Linked DNA regions of Homo sapiens: region 1 is linked to region 2. Evidence: chromatin loops called from intact Hi-C (ENCODE). Cell type or tissue: OCI-LY7. All regions are shown on one strand.

The links. Peaks named below come from ENCODE experiments on the same cell type or tissue, not always from the same donor. Only the 100,000 strongest peaks of a DNase experiment are listed, where the experiment ranks them.
Region 1: a loop joins it to region 2, with 12 times the contacts of the local background. A loop is called at or near these places in 4 of 110 quality-filtered maps.

The regions. Positions count from the first base shown.
Region 1 is chr22:50,690,280-50,692,779 of GRCh38, reverse strand. The region is part of intron 11 of SHANK3 (SH3 and multiple ankyrin repeat domains 3); the gene reads right to left. It also overlaps the pseudogene RNU6-409P. Among named protein-coding and RNA genes, the nearest start is that of SHANK3, 19 kb to the right of the region's middle. In OCI-LY7, CTCF peaks have their summits at 858 and 1,063 (motif pointing right); a DNase peak (open chromatin) is centred at 1,069.
Region 2 is chr22:50,543,088-50,545,587 of GRCh38, reverse strand. It overlaps KLHDC7B-DT (KLHDC7B divergent transcript), which reads left to right. Exons shown (of 4, transcript NR_199716.1): 3 at 193-801. Among named protein-coding and RNA genes, the nearest start is that of KLHDC7B, 1.6 kb to the left of the region's middle. RefSeq lists a silencer at 1,074-1,368. In OCI-LY7, CTCF peaks have their summits at 997 and 1,198; DNase peaks (open chromatin) are centred at 427 and 1,197; H3K4me3 peaks cover 319 bases.

The sequences.
Region 1 (2,500 bases), 150 kb before region 2:
TGGGCACCAAGAGTGAAACTCCATCTCACGAAAAAAAAGAAACAAAAAAGAAACGAGAAGGCGAGGCTCAGTGGCTCATGCCTGTAATCCCAGCACTTTGGGAGGCCAAAGCGGGAGCATCACTTCAGCCCAGGAGCTCAAGACCAGCCTAGCAACATAGTGAGACCTTGTCTGTATGAATGAACCAATAAAAGAAAAGAAAAGAGGCCGGGCACAGTGGCTCATGCCTGTAATCCCAGCACTTGGGAGGCCGAGGCAGGCAGATCACCTGAGGTTGGGAGTTCGAGACCAGCCTGACCAACATGAAGAAACTCTGCCTCTAAAAAATACAAAATTAGCCAGGCATGGTGGTGGGTCCCTGTAATCCCAGCTACTCGGGAGGCTGAGGCAGGAGAATCGCTTGAACCCAGTTGGCGGAGGTTGTGGTGAGCTGAGATCACACCATTGCACTACAGCCTGGGCAACAAGAGCGAAACTCCATCTCCAAAAAAAAAAAGAGAGAGAAGAAAAGAAGAAACTAGAGAAAGAAGAGCAAACAAAATAAAGAGGAAGGAAGCAAGAGAGGGAGGGACGGAGGGACGGACAGACTAGAGAAAGACCAAAAAGAAACAAACAAAAAAACAAGAGAAAGAAGAGCAAACCAAACTAGCAAAAGAAAGAAAAGCTAGCAGAAGGAAGGAAACAGTAAGATTAGAGCAGAGATAAACAAAAGAGAAAAACAGCGGAGAATCAAGGAAATAAAAGGTTGTTTCTTTGACAATATCAACATAATTGACAAACCTTTGGCTAGATTGACTAGTAAGGAGAGAAGATGGACAGAAATAACTAAAATCACAAATGAAATTTGGGGACTTACTATCAGTGTTACAGAAGTTAAAAAGGAATATAACACTATGAACAATTACATGCCAACAAATAGAAAAGCTAGATGAGGTAGACAAATTTCTAGAAAAACACAAATTACCAAAACTGACTCAAGAAGAAACAGAAAATTTAAACAGACCTATAACAAGCAAAGAGATTGAATCCTTAACCACAAGCCTCCCAACGAAGAAAAGTCCACCACCAGATGGCATCACTGGTGCACTCTACTAGAAATTTAAAGAATTGACACAAATTCTCAAACTCTTCCAAAAAACAGAAGAGGAGGGAACACTCCCTCATTTCACGAGGCCAGTATTACCCTGCTACCAAAGCCAGATAAGGGCATTGCAGGAAAAGAAATCTACAGACTAATGTAATCAATATAATACATCACATTAATAGAACAAAGGGGGAAAAATGATCATTTCAATTGATGCATAAAAAGCATCTGCCATAATCCAACACTCTTTCATTATAAAAACACTCAGGAAACTAGTAATAGAAGCTAGTAACTTCCTCAACATAATAAAGGAAATTTATTAAAAATCCGAAGTGCTTGCTTCTGCAGCACATATACTAAAATTAGAATGATTCAGAGATTAGCATGTCCCCTGCACAAGGATGACATGCAAATTAATGAAGCATTCCATATTTAAAAAACAAAAAACAAACAAACAAAAAAAACACACATAGATAGCACCATACACAATGGTGAAAGATTGAATGCTTTCCCCCTAAGATCAGGAACAAGGCAAAGATGCCTGCTTTTACTACTGGTATTCAACACCGTACTGAAAGTTCTAGACAGGCAAAAATAAAAATTAAAAAAAAGGCACCCAAATTGGGAAGGAAGAAGTAAAACTATCTCTATTTGCAGATGGCATGATCCTATATGTAGAAAATCCCAAAGAATACACCAAAAGAGCTACTAGAGCTAATAAACAAATTCAGCAAAGTTGTAGGGCACAAGATCAGCACACAAAAATCACTTGTTTTTACACACCAGCAATGAACAATCCAAAAAGGAAATTAAGAAAATAATTCCATTTATAATAGCATCCAGAAGAAGAAAATAATCAAGAATAAATTTAACTAAGGAAGTAAAAAAATCTATATACTGAAAATGACAAAACACTGCTTAGAGATGACCTAAATAAATAAAAGGACATCCCATGTTCATTAATTGGAAGACAATGGTGTTAAAATGTTAATGTCACCCAGAGTGATGACAGATTCAATGCAAAATTCCAATGTCCCTTTTTGCACAAATAGAAAAGCAATGTTCAAGTCTATATGGAATTGCCAGGGGCCCTGATTAGCCAAAACGATAACAAATAAGAACAAGTTGAAGCACTCAAACCTCCTGATTTCAAAAGTTACTACACTCCGGGTGCAGTGGCTCATGCCTGTAATCCCAACACTTTGGGAGACAGAGGCGGGTGGATCACCTGAGGTCAAGAGTTCGAGACCAGCCTGCCCAACATGGTAAAACCCCATCTCTACTAATAATACAAAACTTAGCTGGGCATGGTGGCACACACCTGTAATCCCAGCTACTTTGGAGGCTGAGGCAGGAGAATTGCTTGAACCTGGGAGGCGGAGGTTGCAGTGAGCTGAGACTGCGCCATTGCACTCC
Region 2 (2,500 bases):
CTGTGGAGGTTTGTACTGGGGCACAGGGAGGGGGCATAGAGAGGAGACTGAGGCTCCCATAGCTCCTCCTCCAGCAGCTTTTGGACTCCTTACTCTGGGTTTACCAGACATGGGATAGGGTTATCAAGTCAAGAGAAAAAAAAAATTAATGGGATAAATAAAATCCAAACATATTTCTCTCTTTATGGCCAGGCTTATTTCAGCCCACCTAGACCTTCTAGGATCTCCTGGACCCCCTGCGCCCATCGAGAGTGTCTTGACTGCCCAGATGAGACTCTCACTGTGCCCCTGGAGAACCCTGAGCCCAGCCTGCCCCCTACTCCAGTTACCGCATCAGCCAGCACCTGGATCCCTTAGAAACCACCCCCCTCTGGCCCCAGGTGCTCTAATAGCCAGACTCTGGGTGTCTTCATCTCAGTCCTCAGCCTTCCCTTATCTGAGCTGAGGACTCGCCCTCGAGACCACATCCTGGCTGGTACCTCCTAGCCCTGGCTCAGGCCGGCATGTAGGTACTTCTGTTGGATGTGAGCACTTGCTTCCTGAGGGAGAAGCCTGGGCTCCTCCACCTGCTCCTTGCTTAATCCCATCTCAGGAGTGTCTCGGGCCAGGTGCCAGGTGAGGCTCAGACAAGAAAAAGAGCCTGGAGTCCCTGGGACAAAGGCAGGGCTCCCTGGAAAGTACCGTGTGTATTTTTCCTTCCTCTGGGACACAGCAGGCCTGGGGATTTCTCCCTTACTCAAGCAGCAAGGAGATGGCCTAGGAGTGTCCCTGGCACCCAGCCTGAACCCTACTGAGCCTCAGGTAACTCACCTCCCAGCTCCCCCTGGGACTATTAGATGACAGGGAGAGGGTGAGGGTGGGCCCCATGCCTTAAGGTGGACCTCAAGTTGAGGGAAGGCTTTCTAGACCGTGCCCTTATTCTCTGTCCCAGTCTCAGGCTCTGCCTCTTGGTTAAGTTTGGGGTCCAGAAACCTTCAGAGGATGGAGATGACACCCATAAATATTAGAGACTGAGTAGGGGGCGGGAAGCGGTGGCGGCAGCGCACCCCCGGGGTGCAACTGCCCTGGAACTCCAAGTGGTGGCTTCAAAACTGGATTAAAATTTATTTCCGCGAAACCCTGGAGTCACGGTCCGGCGCCGACTGGCGTTTTCTGCCGTAGACTGAGAACGCGTCAGGGATGGCTCCGTTGGCAGCGCGCGCGAGCGCCCCCGGGCCGCGCCTGGAGGGTTGACAGCGACTCGCGGGCGAACTGTGAACCCGCAGCCCCTGGGCTCCGAGCGCAAACCTGGCGACTGGGAGGGCCCGGGGAGCGGGTGAGCCAGCGCCAGCCCCGCCGGCCCCAGGAGCGCGAATTTCTCTACATTTCCGGCTGTGGCCGCAGTTGGAGGATGGGATCAAAACGGGCAAAAAAGTGCGACCTGGGCCGAGGTGTCGGATCGCCTCGAGGTGGGAGGCCGAGGTGTTGGATCGCCTGAGGTCAGCAGTTCGAGACCAGCCTGGCCGACAGGGAGAAACCCTGTCTTTACCGAAAATAGAAAAATTAGCCGGGCGTGGTGGCGGGCGCCTGTAATCCCAGCTACTCCAGAGGCTGAGGCAGGAGAATCGCTTGAACCCGGGGAGTTGCAGTGAGCCGAGATCGCGCCACTGCACTCCAGCCTGGGTGACAGAGCCAGACTCCATCTCAAAAAAAAGAAAAAAAGACACCAGCAAAGGGTTTTTTTCTGTTAATAACTAGGTCCCCCCAACCCCCCAAAAAGGAGGATGGTTAAAAGCAGAAAAGGCAAAAAATAAAGGCTTTTGGCCGGGCGTGGTGGCTCACACCTGTAATCTCAGCACTTTGGGAGGCCGAGGCAGGCAGATCACCTGAGGTCAGGCGTTCAAGACCAGCCTGGCCAACATGGTGAAACCCCTGCTCTACTTTAAAAAAAAAAAAAAATTAGTGGGGCATGGTGCCGGACACCTGTAATACTAGCCACTCAGAAGGCTGAGGCAGGAGAATCGCTTGAACCCGGGAGGCGGAGGTTTCAGTGAGCCGAGATCGCACCGCCACACTCCAGCCTGGGCGACAGAGCGAGACTCTGTCTTAAAAAATAAAATAAATAAACTCTTTTATATTTCAAAATCTGAAGACAAATCACTGTAGTGCAGATAAAATAAAACGTTCATATCATTTTATTATTTTAACGTGTTTCATATTATTTTAACGTGTGACATTAAACAATTTCAGGGCCGGGCGCGGTGGCTCAAGCCTGTAATCCCAGCACTGTGGGAGGCCGAGACGGGCGGATCACGAGGTCAGGAGATCGAGACCATCCTGGCTAACACGGTGAAACCCCATCTCTACTAAGAATACAAAAAAATTAGCCGGGCGCGGTGGCGGGCACCTGTAGTCCCAGCTACTCGGGAGGCTGAGGCAGGAGAATGGCGTGAACGCGGGAGGCGGAGGTTTCAGTGAGCCGAGATCGCGCCACTGCACTCCAGCCTGGGCGACAGAGCGA